2 separate regions of the Homo sapiens genome follow, and region 1 is linked to region 2. A link is a contact called in ENCODE Hi-C or POLR2A ChIA-PET data. All regions are on one chromosome and are shown on one strand. Each heading gives the region's core, a stretch centred on a gene start or an enhancer-like site at or near the end of the contact. The rest is flanking DNA. Distances are from core to core; before and after follow the strand shown.

Region 1 (3,699 bases), core at 536-3,035, 400 kb before region 2:
AGGCAGCAGAATCATTTGAACCCAGGAGGTGGAGGTTGCAGTGAGCGGAGATTTCACCATTGCACTCCAGCCTGGGCAACAGGAGCGAAACAACGTCTCAAAAAAAAAAATAACAAAATACATTTAAATATATACATATATACATATTCTCCAAAAAGAGATAGTCATAAGACAATGTGAGAACAACAAAACATGTTTTGGTGACACCCGTTGCCAAGCAGTAACGTTGACTAGCTCAAGGCCCCTGAAAAGTGATGCCATTTTCTTACTCACCAGCAGGAGGCGGGCTGCTCACACGCAGCAGTGCTCAACTGGCCCACCTGCTTGACTGAGCCAGGAAGGCTGCTGTCTGCAAAGGTGGAAGGTTTCAGTGTTTGTGAGAAGAGAGGCGAGCGTTGATGAGAAAGCTGACATTTAAAAGCTGTCATTCACCTGAAAGCATTCATAGCTGAATTAAGCCAACTCTGTTTTCATGATTAATGACAACTGCTCTTTTTTGGAAAACAGGCTTAAATGGATTTTTAGGATTAGAATAGACTTGTCTAATTATTGGCTACACAGGTGTCACAAATGAGTTTCTCTTAAAGCAGGAAAGATAACACATATGCAGTTCCTTAAGTTATTCTAGCTTCAATGTATATCAATGTGTCTCCTAGGCGCTAATTCGGCTTTTTTTTTTTTTTTTTTTTGACACAGAGTCTTGCTCTGTCGCCCAGGCTGGAGTGCAGTGGCGCGATCTCGGCTCACTGCAAGCTCTGCCTCCCAGGTTCACGTCATTCTCCCATCTCAGCCTCCCAAGTAGGTGGGACTACAGGTGCCTGCCACCACGCCCGGCTAATTTTTTTTTTTTTTTTTTGTATTTTGAGTAGAGATGGGGTTTCATCGTGTTAGCCAGGATGGTTTGATCTGACCTCGTGATCCACCCGCCTCGGCCTCCCAAAGTGCTGGGATTACAGGTGTGAGCCACCGTGCCCAGCCTAATTCAGCTTTTAAAACCTATATAAGTACATTTTGATTTACCAGTGGAGTTTTGTGTGTGTGTGTGTGTTTATAGAGACAGGGTCTCATTATATTGACCAGTCTGGCCTTGAACTCCTAGACTCAAGTGTTCCTCCTGCCTCGGCCTCCCATACTTGTGTTTTTAAAGGAGATTTAAGGCCAATCCAGGCCTTCAGTGGTCTTTTCCATGTGTACAAACTCCCACAGGGTCATATTCCCATCTCTTTAGAGATGATCGTGATGATTACAATAACAAAGTAATAATGGTGGTGATCATAGAAAACACACGGTTAGCATTCAGGGTGCACCTGGCTCTGTGCTAAGCCGTTTGTGTGTTGATCTTACTCACGATGACCCTTGTGAGGTTATTCCTCTTGAGCCACAGATGGACGATCATGCCTTTACCTTTCTGAGGGAATTTTGATTCTCTCTGTCTCTCTCTATATGTATATGAAATATATTTCCTATAATCATATGAAATATATATATGAAACATCTATATATAAGTATATTATAGATGTTTCATATATATATTTATGAAATCGCTATTTTCAGCCATGAAGTATATTAGGAGAGAGACTTGTCCTGTTCCACCCCCACCTCCACCACGCGTGCGTACACACATGCATGCATGCAATTCCTCCTGCCACGGGTGAGCAGTAGACAGGCACAGAATTCTATGCAATTACCTAACAGTTACACTGCCCCGTGAGAGCCACACTTTATTGCACAATCGGGCGGTGATGCTGAATCACAACAAAACCTTCCCCTCCTGGCAACACAATAAGCAGGCATTGCTTTAGAGCTTGATGACTAAGGCGGGAACAGAGGGTAAGTTACCCAGCTCACCATGTTCCTCTTCAGGCGCAAAGGGAGAATCGCCCTCCAGAGGATGAATGGTTCCCAAACCTCCCGCCCCTCGCAACCCCTTAGGGCATTTTTAGGGATTCTAATTTCTGTACCCCGCCACAGACCTACTGAATCCCAATCTCCAGAGTCTGGACACAAGCCTTGGGATCATTTTTAGAATCGCTTTGGTGATCTTGAACCTGTGGGCACCCAGCCACTGCTTGAGATCACTCCAGAAGGATTTAAACATCAGCATTAAGACACTCATGAAGGATGCAAAGCAAAGATGTGCTCCTCCTGGTAGAAATCCCCTCTCGGAAGTGGCAGTCAAAGGTCTAAACCAGTGGCCTGGGCACCGCCCACTCCCGGGGTGTCATAGAGCTGCTTCTCCTGCCCCCCAGGTCCCTGGGGCTGGCAGCAGTGGCAGCAGTCACTGGGTCTGGGACTCCCCTCCCTCCCCGTGGATCCGCTGGGTGAGGATAGGAAGCACAGGAAGAGCTGTGATGCTGAGAAGGGCAGGAACTCCAAGGGCCTTCTTGGTGACCCTTTCCCACATGTTAGGTGCAGTGGGACAGTTGGAGACAATGACAAAGAAAGGGCATGAGCTTTGGCAGCCGTGGCCTCCTGGTGTCCTTCTTGAAAGCACTTTCGGCAGGTTGGGGAAGGGAGAACCGGCCAGGCAGCAGCGATGGCCCAGGGCAGAAGGGCGGGTGGGCAGCTGGGAGTGGAGTTGCAGTGCTGGTGCCAGGGGAAGCAGGCAAGTGGAGGGCAGGTGAGCCACTGCAGTGAGGGGAGGGGGGCTGGGTGGCTTCTCCCACTGTCTTTACCACAAGCTGGGTGCTGGTGGTGGTGGTAGTTGCTTTCGTTGTTGTTGTTTTGAGACAGATTCTTGCCCTGTCGCCTAGTCTGGATTGCAGTGGCACCAGCTCGGCTCGGTGCAATCTCCACCTTCTGGATTCAAGTGATTCTCATGCCTCAACCTCCTGAGTAGCTGGGACTATATGTGTGCGCCACCAGGCCCAGCATATATATATATATATATATATATATCAAGACTGAGGTTGCTATATATATACACAAATATATATACAAATATATATACAAATATATATAAATATATATACAAATATATATAAATATATATAAATATATACATATATATAAATATTATATGTATTTTTAGTAGAGACAGGGTTTCACCATGTTTCGCAGGCTGGTCTTGAACTCCTGACCGTCGCACTGGCCTCCCAGAGTGCTGGGATTACAGGTGTGAGCCACTGCGCCTGGCCACAAGCTGTTTGAAAACTGTGCTCTCAAAAGTCCCCGGGGACTTCCAGATCTCCATGACAGCATCTTAGCCTTAGTCCCTTAGCCCTCTTTGTAGCATGTGACTTGATAATGACAGGAAGAAATCAAGGCTGCAGGGGCCTGGAGTATGAACCCAGGCAGCTCGGGGCTCCGATTCTGAACCGACTGCTCGCAGGCCAGGCGGCCTGGGTCTGAAGTTATTTAGTTTTCTGAGACTGATCTCTCCAGCTGAAATAGTTAATGACAAGCTCCGTCCTTCAGGGATGCGCAGTTACTACATTCTGTGATGTGGGCAGAGCCCCTGCCGCACAGTGCCCTTCCTCATGTAACAGAAGCGTCCTTACTTCTTCAAAGCCTTCCCCTCCTGGGCAGCAGGGTCTCGGACCCGCCGGCCGCCCCTCCCTCTAACACCCTGCAGCTGTCCCAGCGCCATGCCTACACAGCTCTGTGTTAGCCCGTGCCGAGGTCTGAGTCATCAGATTAATGGGAAAATCAGCACAAGTAGCGTTTGAGGAACAGAATGCCATGTCGTTCATTGGGAAA
Region 2 (3,605 bases), core at 303-2,802:
CAGGAATAAGTGAATCAGAACCCTGGGGCAGGACCCAGGCATCTATATTTTAAACAAATTCTTCAGTTCACATTTAGAAATAAGTACAAATAATAGATTTATAAGTATATTTTAAATATAAAATATACAGTATGTTTAAATATTTATTATACATATAATACTATACTTCTATATTAAAGAGAATAATTATTGATATGAAATTTAAACCTTTGTATAAATGTTGCATAATAATATGTTTATGGGTACATTAGAAATACTGCACATCAGTGTGCAAACTAGAGTCCAGTGTTCTGTTAGCTCATTGGTTTTCTTTGCATCTCTGTTCCTCTTAGTGTCTAAATCTGTACCTGATGTGGCAAAGTGAGCTTAATAAATTACATTGAGCGATGGGTCATCAAGCTAAAATTGGTAGATTATTCATTTTACCAAACATGATTGTTCTAAAGCAATATATGTGGGCCTTTCTGGGAGGAGAAGGAAGGATCACTCTAAGGGAGGCTGATTAAACAGATAGTTTCAAGCACAAGGTAGCATTTGAGTAGGGCCTTGAGAGACAAATGAGATGTCACTAGACAGAAAGGGTGGTGTGTTAATCTGTTTTATGTTGCTATAACAGAATAGCATAGACTGGGTAATTTACAATGAGCAGCAATTTATTGGCTGACAGTTCTGGAAGCTGGAAAGCCCAAGATCAAACTGCTAGCATCTGGCAAGGGCCTTCTTGCTCTGTCATAACACGACAGAAGGCATCACATAGAGGAAGGGCAGAAAGGGGGAGAGGGAGAGGCAGCAAGAGGGGTCAACCCCCTCCCCTCCCAGGATAACAAACCCATTCCCACAATAAGAAAAACAAAGCCTTCATGACCCAAACACTTCTTAAAGGTCCCACCTTCCAATACCATTGCAATGGAAATTAAATTTCAACCCGAGGTTTGAAGGGGCAAACATTCAAATCATGGCTGGTGGGAGTGAACTGAGGGAGAGGGAAGGACAGAAAGCAAAAGTGCATGCAGGGATTCAGGGACGGAGACCACTCAGATGATCTGGGTGACAAGGTTGGAAAGATGAGTGGCGGGTAAAAAGTGAAGAGTTTCAAATGTCAGTCTGCACTTTGCATGCAAATCCACAGTGGCTACTGGAGAGCCTGTTACTCTTCTCAGTTTAGAGTCTTAATTTTAGGTTCTAAGTACAATATAAACTGTCACAATAAGAGGGCAGATTAGAATGCATTTCGAAGCTGCCGTGGTTCCCTAGGAGCAGCACAGAGCAGGAGTCTGCCTCGGCATAGGGCCCATGGCTTGTCACGTGAGAGTCTCAGACCCTGTCCACATCTGAAAACACTCAGAACTCAAGGCTGGAGACTGTAAATCTCTCACTTAGCTGGCAGTCTTTGGTGTGATTCATTCATGCCAGATTCTCAATAAGAGTATTCCTAGGCCCCATCTTTCTGGGTGCCCAGGAACTATGTGAGTGTGAGGCTGGGACACGTCAGAATATTTCAGGCCAAGCTTCTTCACGTCCCCTGCGGTCTGCCAGGTCAGGACGCGTCTGTTATAGGTCATCACCATGGCTTGTTTATGAACTGGCCAAGTGCCTCAGTCACATGAGGGCAGGTGTGTGGGAGGGTATTCTGATTCTTTTATCTGGGAACTGGGTTTGCTCTCATTTTTTCTTTGGAAGACAAAAAAAAAATAGGGAAAACGCATTTGTGTGAAGATACTCCTTGCCTTCCACATGCAGTCTTTCTCTTTGCCATAATTTCCTTTCTTAGTTTCACCTCTAGTTCCTGGGTCCAGGGGAGCAGGTGGGGACAGGGAGCCCCGTCACTACCTACACTGCAGCCTCACTGCACACTATGCACATGGACAAATCCCACCCAGTGGATCTTCTACATCTGCAGTCCAGAGTCGGCTTCCCATTGCTATCAGGCTTCCAAGTTCAATGATCTCATCTCCTAATTATTAAACAAAACATAACAAAACAAAACAAAATGCCAGTTCCTCTAGGCCATGTTTTGCAAATCACACTCCCTGCTTTGTAGAAGTGGCTCTTATGCACTTTAGGCTGAGATAAAAGTTTGTTTTTTAAACATTCCTCATGTTGGGTTTAAGAAAAAACCTTGTCAACATCACAGCATGAAACAATTAACAATTTAAGATAACCAGTCAAGCTTTATCATGAATATATGCATTGAGATGTTCAGAAGAGAATAACAGTGATTTTCAAAAGATGTCTCATTACCAATATTAGCAGTTTCAATAACTGCGAATTAACTTCCTGACTTTATTTCTGAACACTTTCAGAACGACCTCATTTCGCAGAGGTGTATTATTCTCCTACTGTATGCATGGCTCTGTGCGGATTACCAAGGGAAAGGTCACTACCCCAAGGAGTGTGCAATCCAGCTGGGAGATAAGACAAGCACGCATGACATTTCAGTAACAGCTACAAACAGTAAGTGTCCGCTCTGCTCTCTGCCCAGCCAAACCACCCCCATCCTCTGGATCCAGCTGCTGCCCCATCTCCTTCCTGATGAGGTCCTCAGCCTCCCAGGCGGCCCCTTTCTTCCCCCGCCCTGGCTTTCCTGGCCCACATGGCCACTTCCTCCCGCACAGCCTTCTCCTGAGACTTGATTGCCTTGTGTGTGCTACATTTGTTCCCTGGCTGGACTGCATTCCCTGGGGGAGCAAAGGTTTCCCATTTCTTTTATATTCTCTTCAACAACTAGCACCTGGAAAAGGCTCACTAAATAGTCAAATAATAAAGCCCAGGACTCAGCCCACAAGACTTATGAGCAACTATTTACACCCATGGCAGCCTGGAGAGGAGCAGGGGCAACCGGGAGAGCAGAAGGAACTTGAAGGAGTCAATGGCAATGGCTGTGGCCTTGACAAGCAGGAGGCTCTGAATGTAATGGTCAGTGGGTTAACCATCATCACACTGAGGCCAATCCTAACCAGCCCAGCATGGATTATGAGCTAATTTCTGAACCCACAAATAAACAAAAAGCACCTCAATGACAATCACGGGTGCCCCCAGACTGTCCAGTGGTGCGATGCTGGAAGAGACACAGCGAACTTTTTGAAATCTTTGTTATTCTCCTTGGACCCTTTCAATAAAGATAATCATGATAAAGCCAGAGATCCGTCATGCTTATCTTTTGTGTGTGTGTGTGTGTGTGTGCGCGTGTGCGTGCGCGTGCGCGCAATGGAGTCTCGCTCTGTCACCCAGGCTGGAGTGCAATGGCGCAATCTCGGCTCACTGCAACCTCTGCCTCTCAGGTTCAAGCGATTCTCCTGCCTCAGCCTCCTGAGTAGCTGGGATTACAGGCGCATGTCACCATGCCTGGCTAATTTTTGCATTTGTAGTAGAGACAGGGTTTCACCATGTTGGTCAGGCTGGTCTCGAACTCCCGGCATCGTAATCTGCCCACCTCGGCCTTCCAAAGTGCTGGGATTACAGGCATGAGCCACCGCGCCTGGCCCCTCATGCTTATCTTAAATTGTTATTTGTTTTATGCTCTGATGCTAAAAATGTTTTTACCTTAGCTCGACATAAATATTTTTAAAAAATCAACTTGTATCTCAATCTAAAGTGCCTAAGAG

What was found. Hi-C counts contacts between places; a loop is a spot of excess contacts on that map. ChIA-PET counts read pairs that join two places held with the same protein, here RNA polymerase II (POLR2A). Pooled maps may share reads with other maps.
Region 1: a map of IMR-90 shows a loop between it and region 2 (19-fold over the local background). The contact joins two enhancer-like sites. A Hi-C loop is called at or near these places in 1 of 168 maps with a recorded cell type or tissue (IMR-90) and 2 of 50 pooled maps. POLR2A ChIA-PET finds 5 or more read pairs at or near these places in 2 of 52 experiments (CD4-positive, alpha-beta T cell and activated T-cell).

Annotation. Positions count from the first base shown.
Region 1 is chr6:161,367,582-161,371,280 of GRCh38, reverse strand. The region is part of intron 10 of PRKN (parkin RBR E3 ubiquitin protein ligase); the gene reads left to right. Among named protein-coding and RNA genes, the nearest start is that of AGPAT4, 95 kb to the right of the region's middle. Within about 2 kb of position 1,785, at least 2 of the 41 ENCODE cell types and tissues checked have a DNase peak (open chromatin) inside an H3K27ac peak, as active enhancers do.
Region 2 is chr6:160,972,383-160,975,987 of GRCh38, reverse strand. All of the region lies in intron 5 of LOC102724087 (a long non-coding RNA gene), which reads right to left. Among named protein-coding and RNA genes, the nearest start is that of MAP3K4, 18 kb to the left of the region's middle. RefSeq lists an enhancer at 1-165. Within about 2 kb of position 1,552, at least 13 of the 41 ENCODE cell types and tissues checked have a DNase peak (open chromatin) inside an H3K27ac peak, as active enhancers do.